3 separate regions of the Homo sapiens genome follow, and all the other regions are linked to region 3. A link is a contact called in ENCODE Hi-C or POLR2A ChIA-PET data. All regions are on one chromosome and are shown on one strand. Each heading gives the region's core, a stretch centred on a gene start or an enhancer-like site at or near the end of the contact. The rest is flanking DNA. Distances are from core to core; before and after follow the strand shown. Region 1 overlaps TCF4 (transcription factor 4). Region 2 overlaps BCL2 (BCL2 apoptosis regulator). Region 3 has its middle 23 kb from the start of PMAIP1.

Evidence for each region. Hi-C counts contacts between places; a loop is a spot of excess contacts on that map. ChIA-PET counts read pairs that join two places held with the same protein, here RNA polymerase II (POLR2A). Pooled maps may share reads with other maps.
Region 1: a map with no recorded cell type shows a loop between it and region 3 (19-fold over the local background). The contact joins two enhancer-like sites. A Hi-C loop is called at or near these places in 1 of 37 single-sample maps with no recorded cell type and 2 of 50 pooled maps. POLR2A ChIA-PET finds 5 or more read pairs at or near these places in 1 of 52 experiments (GM10248).
Region 2: a map with no recorded cell type shows a loop between it and region 3 (6-fold over the local background). The contact joins two enhancer-like sites. A Hi-C loop is called at or near these places in 3 of 37 single-sample maps with no recorded cell type and 2 of 50 pooled maps. POLR2A ChIA-PET finds 5 or more read pairs at or near these places in 1 of 52 experiments (activated T-cell).

The regions. Positions count from the first base shown.
Region 1 is chr18:55,265,592-55,269,584 of GRCh38, forward strand. All of the region lies in intron 11 of TCF4 (transcription factor 4), which reads right to left. Among named protein-coding and RNA genes, the nearest start is that of LINC01929, 140 kb to the left of the region's middle. RefSeq lists enhancers at 1,171-1,280, 2,670-2,899, 2,950-2,999, 3,611-3,993 and a silencer at 3,360-3,409. Within about 2 kb of position 2,705, at least 4 of the 41 ENCODE cell types and tissues checked have a DNase peak (open chromatin) inside an H3K27ac peak, as active enhancers do.
Region 2 is chr18:63,158,502-63,162,760 of GRCh38, forward strand. The region is part of intron 2 of BCL2 (BCL2 apoptosis regulator); the gene reads right to left. Among named protein-coding and RNA genes, the nearest start is that of BCL2, 160 kb to the right of the region's middle. RefSeq lists enhancers at 215-264, 455-504, 515-614, 2,330-2,449, 2,860-3,099 and 2 more. Within about 2 kb of position 1,315, at least 6 of the 41 ENCODE cell types and tissues checked have a DNase peak (open chromatin) inside an H3K27ac peak, as active enhancers do.
Region 3 is chr18:59,921,182-59,925,253 of GRCh38, forward strand. No RefSeq gene overlaps it. Among named protein-coding and RNA genes, the nearest start is that of PMAIP1, 23 kb to the left of the region's middle. RefSeq lists an enhancer at 2,407-2,546. Within about 2 kb of position 2,135, at least 4 of the 41 ENCODE cell types and tissues checked have a DNase peak (open chromatin) inside an H3K27ac peak, as active enhancers do.

The sequences.
Region 1 (3,993 bases), core at 1,455-3,954, 4.7 Mb before region 3:
TTCTTATTACTCTTATGCTCTGTGCTTGTTCATCGCCTGACTACTTCAAGGCTCAATATTCTTGTAAAATATAAAGTGAACATTATGTGACTACTCTAATAATAAAATTACTGTGAAACCAAGTCCTCAAAGAGAAAAGGACATAATGTTTCTACTAGACAAGCCACATACTAACATGTCATTCGAAGTTAAAGTTCTAAGCCAGATTAATTCATGAACCAGATAGATATTCCAGGGTAATCTTTAGCATATGGTGTATTAAATCAATCTTGGTAGTCTGTTCCTTCAACCCTGTTTGGTTTGAGGTTTAAAAACGTGGAAAAGACCACGTATTAGAATGCAGGCCAGTTAAAGACTAATAAAACAATAATAGTTATTATAACCATTATGTTAGTTATATGACCAGTTCTCTCTGAGGGCAAGGGAGTGTGTGTAGCCTCAAACCACAAAGGGTCACACCCTGTGAATGTATACAGATGGTATGTCCCAATGGGGAGACGACGCATTCTCACCCTTGAGCAGTCTCAGTGGTCTGTGCTATGGTAGGAGGTCCTCTTACTTCTTTCCATCAGGAAGGGCTACTGGATATTATTGCAAATAGGAAGGAAGTATGTGGCTAACCAAATGTGTATGGTTAATATCCTGCAGACATTCCTATTCTCTATAGCTGGTATCTAATAACTTACTACACTTCCTCCTCCGTATGTATGCTCAGATGCAGAGGCACTGAACTGCACTGCTTCTGAGAATACCCAGTGGCATAACATTGAAAAAGTTTGAAGAACTGAGTAGAAGGTGCTGATGCTGGTAACTCCCAAAGACCCCTGACAGCTTCTTTCCTTAACTGGGTGCGCCACCAGCTGAACTACTGTGAATCCATGCTGTGTCCCATACATTATATTCCTCTAATTGGAGGGCTAATTAGATGACCTTTTCAATTCAGAAAGGTCTAATATGATCTCCAGAGTTTGCCAGCAAGGCTTGAGAAAAGTAGTGGACTGTATGCAATGAGTAAAATACCTTGTTCTACAATTCTCTTGAAAATCCATGGATGAATGTGTCATGAAAAAAAAAAAATCTCTCATTAATGTAATCCAAGTAAGCTTTATCCTTCTTATGGATTTCTCAAAAAATGATATTGGGTATTATAGGGCAAAAGAAAACAAAACAAGAAACACCTGGTCACTCCCCCAAGCCAAACAAACAGCAAACCTCAGTGGGCATCTTCCACCTTTGAGATGCAGAGAACAGAAGAAGAAAGGGAATGTGGTTACAGAGAGGTTCCCTTCCGAGAGTTCTAGAGCTTGTATCTCACCCCACATGCACTGCGTTGTTCTAGTGTCAGTTCAGGACAACTGCTGACCACCAGAAAGACATATTATAACATGACACTGAGACGAAGGGCAGCAGCCCTCTTCTGAACTGAAAAAGCAGCTTCCTAAGACATCAACACCATGTATGAAAAGACTGCACTGTCTTGCAACTTTTTACCAGGAAAACGTGAAAAATGTGATGTCCATGTGTTAGTGCTCGAACCCCATTCTTAAGGCATTAGTATTGCTTACAGTCATTTTCTACAGAATCGTGTGTAATCTCAAACATGTGTCAGGCTATGTGTTCCCTATTTGCCAATTATTTAATTAGCTCTGTTTGTTCTTTGAGATACAGGCAACGTAATATTTCTTTACTTCCTGCGTTTCAGAATGAGTGAGTATATGCCAAATATTTTCAAAAGTCTGCAGATGTATCCTATTAATCCATACTGTTTGTTAGGGTAGTATCACTAACATCAGAAGAGAAAGCTTCTCTTCTTGTTATACAGACACGCTGCCATCACTGACTTCTACCACACTCAAAAAATCAAACCAAAGCCTAAGAGAACTTAAGTGTGAAAAAACATGGGCCACTCAGACATCACGCAATACTAAGGCTTATTATGCTTAAATTTTCCTCTGCATTTTCACGTACGCAATTGGTGAACATATTATTTTAAAGAAAAACATTCTAGAATGTTCTCCCTTAAAGTAACCTTAAAGTAATATCTGTATCTATGCATAATAATAAAGGTTTGCTCCTCCAAAATGCTGAATTACCATGTCTACCTATTTCCTTAAAGATTATGCATCTTTTTCTCATTCCGCTAGTGGATTTTGACAAGTGCATCCATTATTGTAAAATAATGTATGAAATAAATTTCTAAAAAGCCCTTTTCTGGGTTCTAAAAATCTCATACTTTTGTTTTTAAATTATAGCTCCTTTATTATTGTCAAGACCCTTAAATAAGGCCCTATGGTTTTTAACAAGTTAAGTCTATTCTCAGCATATAGAAGTCACCTATTGCTCCACTCTGGCTAGACCAACAAGTAGATTCTCCTGTTCATCCACAAACTAATGAAGATGACCAGCTAAAACCAAGCAAAACTCATTCCCACTGAGAGCTGTGGCTAAGCTGTCTACAGCTCATGGAGATAACCACCCTATTTCCTGATATGTCCCTTCCAAGTCATAGTGCCTCTCTCTCAAGAGGACTGTTTTGCAAATCAATCAGAAAAAGTTTTTTTTCAAACAGAGCCTAAGTATGTTTTCCTCAACTCAAGGTTCTGCTCCACCTTCATACCTTCCTAAAAAAGAAAATTACTCAAACCACAAGTAGACAGGAAATCTGTCTTGTAAAAGGATGAATGACCGGTCATCCTTCTTTATAACCAGACCTCATGACTGCAGAAAGGGGCTTTCCATTTGTCAAACCACACTGAAGTGAAATATGCTTTTCTCACTCTTTCAGTTCTGCACTGCTTTCTTTCTTCTTGTTTTTCAAATCTGCCAAAACTGCATTGATAGCTAACAAACTTCCCCATGTGACCTCTGTCTGTAGCTCTCCAAGGTCAAACTGATGCAACATATTTGTAGAAGCTTGGTTAGGAAAAGTTAAAAAAAATGGAAACTCTCTCCTCAATTTGCTTCTTAGACAGGATAGCGGAGTGGAGAGGCTGCGAGATAGCTCATCTCAAGTGTGAGATATATTATTGAATACGCAGGGAGGGCATTATTGAGGCAGAAATTATATTTCCAACATTTCAAAACACATCTCTCCTCCAACATCAAAAACTTTCCTACATAAGTGATTCACGCCACTTCCCCAAATTCTACACACTCTCTAAAGAAAACAAGTGCAAAGAGCTAAGAGGACTCAACAGCAGCATTATTCTGTTGCGCCATCTTCTCTCAAAGACATACACTGAGTATTCTCCCCACCGACGCTCTGACAGTGACATTCAGGCCAAGCAAGGAGTTAGTTTGAGCTATAACCGCAGAAAGTGACTACCTGAGAAGTCTGAGGTTTTAATAAGACCCTGGGGCACTAAGCTGTGCTGCTCATCTGAACAACAAGGTGTCAAAGCTGGTTCAGAAGCAGGTAGCTATCTCCCCACCAACTCCACCTCTTCCCTCCAGGGGCAGCTGGACATCCAGCCCAGTTCATTCCTCAAAGTGGGAATACTGACTGGGGAACCACCTATGGAAAAGACTACAGTGAACATCACAAGAAATGAGAGGATGATGGCTCAGTTCATGGGAACAGCATTCTTCTTGGACCTTAACTCATTAGTAAATGTCCTTGGTAAAAATTAATTAATTAATTAATTTAAAAAAGCAGCAAATAATTTCTGGCCAACTGATGCCCACGCATCTCCTCTCTCATAAGTGAACAAATACTTCTTCCCCTCTGAGGGACTCCACAGTGTCACATTCTCCAGGAGATTAACCTCATGTAGTTATTAGCAGTCACCTGAGAATTTCACATTAACCAGTCCTCGGAAGACAGTGGCACATCATGGATAAGAGCCTAGCACAATGACTGGAATTTTGGGAAGTGGTCAATAACTACCATTAAGAGCTATTCTGCTTTGTAGCTCACTAGTCACTGATGGCTCATCTTATGACTTTGTTCACTCTTTTTGAATGTGAGGAACAAGATAGTTTTGGTCTGTTTGA
Region 2 (4,259 bases), core at 65-2,564, 3.2 Mb after region 3:
GAAAGACCTGACTCCTTCCTGGGGCCCCTTCCTCCAGAGGCCCCCCACGAAGCTGTGCTGGCCCTGTTTAGGCAGTGGACACAAGCCTGTTCCAACCCCAGAATCCAAGGTCTAAGTCATCTTCAATAAGGTATTGCCTGAAACCATGTGGGATAAAAAGCTTCTTCCTTTAAAATAACCTTCAATGAAGCCAGGCCATTACTGGAACTTATCATATATAATGACACACAAAATGCCAAGAGAAATTTATAGCGCCGCCTGTCTGCCCACCATTTAGGCACTGGTGAGTCATTAATTCATGAGAGATTTATCAGTTTATAAAAGATGCTAGATAAGTTAATTTTTAAAAATCATGTGAGTATAGATTTATGCTCAGGTTATCTACTTTAAAAAAAGGATCTCTCTTGGGCTGTTTTTCCAAAGCAGTGCAATTCACGTTAACCCCCCATCCCACTGCCTCCAGCCCATGCCCTAGAGAGCTGCTGAAGGACACTGGAGTCTGACTAGAGGCAGGGCTGGGCCCACTGAGTGTCACCAAAATCACAAAAACACAACTGAAAGAGAACTGTTCTTAAATACTCATGTACCATAAAAGGGGAATTTCCAGAGGTCTCTGATATTAGCAATTTGCCCTTCCATTCCCTTCCTCTCTAGTTTCAAGATGAGATGATGACAAAAAGACTGACTAGTGAGAAAAAGCATGAAACTCCATCTACAAACGTGCAAACCGACACAGAGCAAACCTGCAGGAATTTCCACACCCGGTCTTCTGATTTGCCTTGAAAAGGGGGAAAAAGAGAGAAAGGAAGCGTACCTTCGCCTCCACTAAGACATCAACATTAACTCTGTTTTCTTAATTTCACACGAACATCACTGCGTCTGGAGTCTATGTTTTATTTTTCCTGTTAGGCAAAAGCAATTTTTCCCAAGTAAAAGTTCTGAAACGGATTTCTTTTAGAAGCAGAGATAACTGGGAATTTTCTCAAAACTAGTACAAGTATGAATGTTTCTCCTTTTACTTTCCATTTTTACAAATGCATTTAGGGCCAAATGCACTGGCTAATTTTGATAGAATGTAACAGAGACAGGAGAAGCAGTCCATCTCAGTGAGTGAGTGGACATTTATTAGGCATTCACTTTTCACAGGCCTGGGATATTAGGTATTGCGGGGGTGTTGTATTCAGGAAATAGAAGTCAAAATCCAATTGAGTAGGGAAATGAGCCAAACAGAAATGGACACAAAGACACCAAAAACACCTACAAAAACACAGATGAATGTGCAGAATCAGCTGGAGTTTCTATGAGCTGAGCTGAATCTGCTCACCTTGCAAAGATTTCCCCGCACAGTGGGGACTGCCCACGCGTACGCATTTCTTAGTTTCTGCTGGCCAACTCGAATCGTTTTCAGCGGGGTCATTTACATCGTGTCCACTTTTTCTGGTTTCCAAACTCAACCCACTTTATTATCTTAAGAGTTTTCATTCTCAGTATCATTTACATACAACAAAATGAATATATCATGTGTACAGTTTTATGAATATTGACAAAGGCATACATCCCTTTAACTCACTCCCCTATCAAGATATGCAGCATTTCCATCCTCCCAGAAAGAGCCCTTGGAGCCACTTTGTTTTTAAATTATTTGCATCTGAATATTTTTGAGTGGAGATTATCAAAGCCAAATGTGTGGGAAGAAAGCCTAATCATTAATCATCTACTACAAATACAGGTAGTAAAGGTTTTGAAGATGGTGCGTGAGCCTGCACAGACAAGTCTGCGGGATTGGGTCCTGTTATGAAATGCCAAAGGGGCTTTTTAGCGACAGGCACGTGGGCCCCTCTCAGCCGCCCTGTCGGCACTCAGATACGCAACTAAGACCGAGTGGGTTTCTTTTCTGGTTTTGTTCTTTAGGCATCAGAGTTTACATGTTTAGAAAGAGGGAAGTTGAGGCTGAATAGTCACATCCACCATATTCTCATAGGGGCAAATGTTCTCTGATTAGGAGGGCTCAACCACAGTGCAGAGTCCCCTCTTCCAAAATTCTGTTTCAACACCGAGAGGAGTTCACATGACCAGGCAAATTAGAGATTTTCTTAGCATTTCCTGTTTCCCAGATTTCAGAGGAGCCCTTCAGGGAATGTCTGGCCCAGGGTAGCACATTCAGGATGAGGGAAAAATGGTTATTTTTAGGTCCCTCCAACCATCACATTCCTCCCTGTCTCCACTTGGGCACTCTGTTGTTCTAGTGACCTGTCAAAGGGATGGGGGCGGGGCTGCGAGAAAAAAGCCACATCGCTTCCTTTGGGGTGGGGGTAAGGGTACCCCTGCTCCAGGGGTCCTAAACTGCTCACTAGCCCTTCTGCTGGAGAGGGACCAGAGGTGGAAGACCTGCCAGAGTGAGTGCCAGGCAGCTCTAGACTTCTGGGTATTCATTTCTCATAAAAGGTTGCAGTATTTCCTGGACACCTGAATTCTATGTCTTCACGGCAAAAACAATTCAAAATGTCCCAAAACATTATGCAGGAAGGAGTTTTTAATTTTTTTTAAATCACTTTTCCAAAATGGTACCCTGAGGTGATCCTGTCTTCAATCTCCCAGCAATGAAAACAATGTGGTTGAAAAGTTGACAGCTTTCAACCCTTGAAAAGGTCACCTCCCTGCCTCACACCCTCTCGTAAGTATTAAGAGCATAACGGATATTTTGAGTCACATGTATTGTTCTTTGTTCATTTGCATTTGGTGAAATCCCCCCCTTGGACCAATTTAGTAAGCAGTGCCTTGGGCTTCCTTGGTGATTGTTCTCTTGTCTTCTGTATATTTTTTCCTGTGAAAAAAATTTAGACTCAGCCAGTGAAATGAAGTTGCAGCCTCTGTCACTGATGCTTTCTTTTTGCTCAGATGATCTTTCCATCTCGCTTGGGACAGAATTCCTTCTTCTTTGCAACGAATGAAGACCTTCGAGGCTCAGCTGAGGCCCTTGTACTCCAAGACTTTCTGAAAGCTCCCTCGCCCCTCCCCATCTGACCTTCTGTTGGACTGACATACTTCTCCATATTTCAGCCTCAGATGGCTTGGTGTTCACCACTAGACTGTGTTACTGAAAGTTAATCAAGGGTCCTAGGGCCATTTACAAAGTGGGACTGTAAGAGAAAGTCTAGCTAGATGGAAATGTATCCTAAATACCCCCAAGTCCCAGCACAGGGGTTCCCATCAACAAAAAGCCTCACCTCCAAATACATTGCTGAGGACGCAGGGCCCCGTCTTCCCACCTGACGCACTACACACCACGTCAGCTGTCACAGGAGGTCTGAGTGCTTTATGAAGCTGCCTGCTTTCTCTCTTACCTCCATGTGTAAGCCAACCACTCTGGCTTTCAGAAACATATTTCTTTCTCTATGAGTAATTTAAAAGTGACTCATCCTCAGCCTCACCAGCCGGTCCATGTGACCTGCAGTGCTGGTTGAGTGTTATCTATAGATGTGTAAACCAAAGCAGTTCTTAGAACACAGATTCCCCCTCCCACGTGCTGTTGATTTCCCTTTGCTACACAGGGAGGGAACGATGTCAGACATGAGCAGCCAGGGACTGCCCGCTCCGCACTCAAATCTGGAATGTGTCCATTAGAGGAAACAAAGGCCATCACCCAGTGACAGAAAAGAAGAGACAGGCAAAAGGCCTAATATATTTATTTTAGTATTAGCAGACCATCAAGAAGCTCTGAGAAAACTCCACAAAAATTGAAGACGATGATGACCCATATAAACAAAAAACTGCTCAAAGTTCTTTTTCTGAGCCAGTAGAAATTTAGACCTCATGAAACAGAGATGACACCCACACCCACCCCAACCAAAACCCCACCAACACGTCTTCATTGCTCAATCAGAAACACATTCCTGGGATCTGCTGTGGTTTGTCTTGGGAACTCACATATATGAACATGTTTTTATTTCTTCAACTTGCCTTTATTCCACCATCACCAAAGAATGGTGTCAGGCCCAGCTCGGGGACACTACTGGTGCAGGCAGGCACGCGGGTGACACAGCTGGCCAGCATTCTAGATCGTGTTTCTTACCTCTTTCTCACTTCCTATTTTCTATTAAACCAAATCTGAACTCATTTGCCTGCTTTGTGAAGACCTTCATAATCCAGCTACTGTCGCCTGATTTTCTAGCACCATCTATGCTCTTGGCACAATTAATCCTTGGCTACCACTAGGGCAGCATCCTCACTGCTCCTCCAAGGAAGACACCAGAGCCTTC
Region 3 (4,072 bases), core at 885-3,384:
AGTGGAGTCAGCCTAATTTGAAGTCTATACTTACCGTTATGAATGTTTAGCATTATCAGGTAACCCTTATCCAAATATTTTGGGAAAGTAAACCCTAAAAGGAAACCCATTATACACCGTAAGCTGCTCTTTATGTGTCTAATGCCCTGACAATACAACAACTTTATTCACATGATCACTCATTAATTTATTAATAAAATATTTATTCACCACCTACTACATGCTGTACATCCAGTTTCTGTCTCAGTTTGAACCTTGAACTTCCATGCTGTTGTTCTCGTGAGTTTTCATCATGATGATATAGTATGTCTGTCAAGCAGAAGCTGTGGTTTGTGGTTGTGGTGGGGGTGAGGGAAGATGGCTAGGTTCAGAGCTGGTAGGTATATTTTTATGATGAAGCCCATGATCAGTTTTGAAGTGGGAACAGTCTTGGACTCAGAGATAGAACAGGGTTCTTGTTCCAAGCGCTGCAACTTACTTGCTGAGAGATGGTGGAAAGTCACTCCTTCTCCAGATGTCAATTTCCATGTCTGGAAAATGTTAGGTTGGGTGGGGGTAATTCCTTAGCTCTCATGAATGATTCATCATCTTGGCCAATTTTCTTGTCATTTGCCACCTAATTTATAAGTTGAATGCAGGGGAAAGAACCAAACCAAACCACCTGCTTACCCAACCAACCCAACCAGTAAAGCCATGTCCTGGCAACACTTCTTGTCTCCTGCTCAGATTTTCTGGTATTCCAGCAGTAGAAAACAGTTCTTCATGCTGCTTTGTGTTTGTTTGTGCTGATCTTTGGCTATTTCTGAATTGGAGGAAGATTCTCTGGACTTTTTTAGAGCCTCCCACTGGCAAAGAAGGGCAAAAAAATCTGAGGATATAACCTACCCCAAACAATACTCAGAGTTGGGGTCAAAATATTGATAGTCACTTGGTGGCTTCCTGATATCTCAAATCCAATATTTTTTGTTTTTGTTTGTTTGAGACAGGGTCTCTATCGCGCAGCCTGGAGTGCAGTGGCACAATCTTGGCTCACTGCAACCTCCACCTCTTAGGTTCAAGCAGTTCTACTGCCTTAGGCTCCCAAGTAGCTGGAATTACAGGTGCATGCCACCATCCCTGGCTAATTTTTGTAATTTTAGTAGAGATGAGCTTTCCCCACGTTGGCCAGGTTGGTCTCGAACTCCAGATCTCAAGTGATCCACCCACCTCGGCCTCCTCCCAAAGTGTTGGGATTACAGGAGTGAGACACCACGCCTGGCCCAAAATGTCTTAAATTAAGAGCATTTTAGGCTATTTTGTTCTTGAAGCTTGGTCAGTTACTGCTACTTGTACATCATTTCAAGTTTTTAATTATTTAAACATAAACCATGAGTTTGACTTTTATTTAGGTCAACTTTCTATGAAACAGAGGGAAATAAGCCACTCTGAATTGGCTAATAGTTTAATTCTATGTCAAATGTAGAATTTCTTTTCTTTTCTTTTCTTTTTGAGACAGAGTTTCACTCTTCTTGCCCATGCTGGAGTGCGATGGTGCGATCTTGGCTCACCGCAACCTCCGCCTCCCGGGTTCAAGTGATTCTCCTGCCTCAGCCTGCTGAGTAGCTGGGATTACAGGCATGCACCACCACACCCGGCTAATTTTGCATTTTTAGTAGAGACAGGGTTTCTCCATGTTGGTCAGGCTGGTCTCGAGCTCCCAACCTCAGGTGATCCACCTGCCTCAGCCTCCCAAAATGCTGGGATTACGGGTGTGAGCCATCATGCCCGGTCTCTTTTTTTTTTTTTTTTTTTTTTTTGAGATGGAGTCTCTCTCTGTCATCCTGGCTGGAGTACAGTGGTGCGATCTTGGCTCACTGCTACCTCCGCCTCCCAGGTTCAAGCAATTCTCGTGCCTCAGCCTCCTGAGTAGCTAGGATTACAGGCACATGCCACCATGCCTGGCTAAGTTTTGTATTTTTAGTAGAGACGGGTGTCACCATGTTGGCCAGGCTGGCAAATGTAGAATTTCTAAGCTGTGCTTGATATTGTTTTGTCATCTAAACAGGAGATTTTTCCACAATGGTAGCTTCAACCTGAACACCCAAGATGACATGTGCCTTTGGAATGTCACCTGACAAGACCACACTTTGTCTGTAAGAGAACACCAGTGTCTGGTAACCCACAAACCTTGTTTGGTCTCTGTGAGGAGTTCTGTTTCACCCGATAGCCGCAGCCTCTCTGTAGAGTACAGTGTGACCACATCAGTCATTGGATTTTGTGCCAGGGATTCCCATGAGAGAACAGATTGCATTTGTCTGTAAATGTTTCCTTAGATAATGTGCAGTTTCTTTGGTTGTTTTTTCCCCAAAAACAAACATAAAAGGGGTGAAAATTTTCCAGCTCTTTATTTTGATGTTTGGCAGGAATATGCTTTGATATATTAAGAGAGGTTTTGGTGTGTGTGATATTCTCTGTTACTCCATGAACCTCCTGCTGCTGGGCAGACAGAAACCAAGCTCTGTTGCCTCAAGGGACAGTTGTCATAGCAGAACCCGAGAAATAAGAATCAAACTCTTGTCTTTTAGTTTTAAAAGCTAACAGCCAGGTGGAAGATGCAAAAGATTGAGAAGAATAGGTGGCCAAGGCGAGTCAGTTTTTCCATCGCTGAAGATAAGATAAATCTACTTGTCCAAGACAGAAAAGACTGGAAGAGGGGAACAGTTTAGTGAGGCTGGGGACAAGGGGACCAATTGAAGCAGGCGCTGTTTGTCTTCACCACCAGGAAGCTGTGATGAGCCTCCATGGATCCTCTACAGACCCCACGCTCTGTTTAGAAGCATTCTTCACCTTCCACATAATTTAGGGTCCTTCTCCTCCGTGGGCTACTTGTGAGCAACACTTGCTTGCACCCCATCTTTTTTCAGCATCTCACTGCTCACTGTGGAGGATTCCCCTTTCAGCAGCCTAGGAAATTTAAGTTGCCAAGAAGCTGCCTTTCCAATTCCTTTTTTCTTCCCTTAAAATCCTAATTTACTGTCTCTGAACAGAAGAATTGTGGGTGCTGGCAGGCCTCTGCTTCTGGTAGTCACTCTTCAACTGACCTCATAGAGATCATAAAGCTCTCAGAATTTGGAGCTTTTTCTTTTTCTTTCTTTTTCTCTCCAGAAATATGCTTACCCAAGAATATGGGGCTAGACCGATTTACCAAACAACTGCAAATTAACTAATTCAGATGTGTTAATTCTGAATTTTTTTTCAGGTACAGATAAGAACCCAAATTATTCATTGCACTTAAAGAAAACATAATTCAAATTAATCATACCACTTAGCATTAATTAATGTACTAGTTCATTGCAGAATCTATTGCCCATGGTCAATTCCACCAAATCAATTTCAGAGGCTGCAAGTCTAGAATTATCTCTCTTCATTTGTACTCTTTCTCCTCACCAGAAGTCAGTATATTAAAACCTGATTTAATTAGATACACTCAACAGGGGATGGTTGAGCTTTCTTTCATTTCGTCAGTGTAGGATTCTGTTATAAATAATCCCAAAATAGAAGTTGTTTAACAAAATTAAAAGTTCATGGGTTGCTCACAAAAAGTCTAATGCTGTTGTTCCTAGTTGAGAGGTCTTCTAGTCTTCTCTCTTCCAAGGGGCCATCTGGGGATCCAGGATCCTTCCATCTTGTGGCTCCATATTTTGGCTTCCAGGTCACTGTTATGCACTGAATTGTATCTTCCCCAGATTCATATGTTGAAACTCTAGCCCGCAGTTCCTCAGAATGTGACTCTATCTGGAAACAGGGCCTTTAAAGATGTGATTAAATTAAAATGAAGCTGTTAGGATGGGCCCTAATCTAATGTGACTGATGTTCTTAGAAGAAGAAGAGGAAATTTGGAGATATAAAGAGACACCGGAGATGTGCTCACAGAGAGGAAAGCCCACGTGAGAACATGGCGAGAGGGCAGCTGTCTGCCTGCTAGTGAGAGAGGCTTTAGGAGAAACCAAACCTGCCAGCACCTGGGTGATGGGCTTCCAGCCCCCAGAACTGTGAGAAAATAAATTTCCGTTCTTTAAGCCCCCCCCAGTCT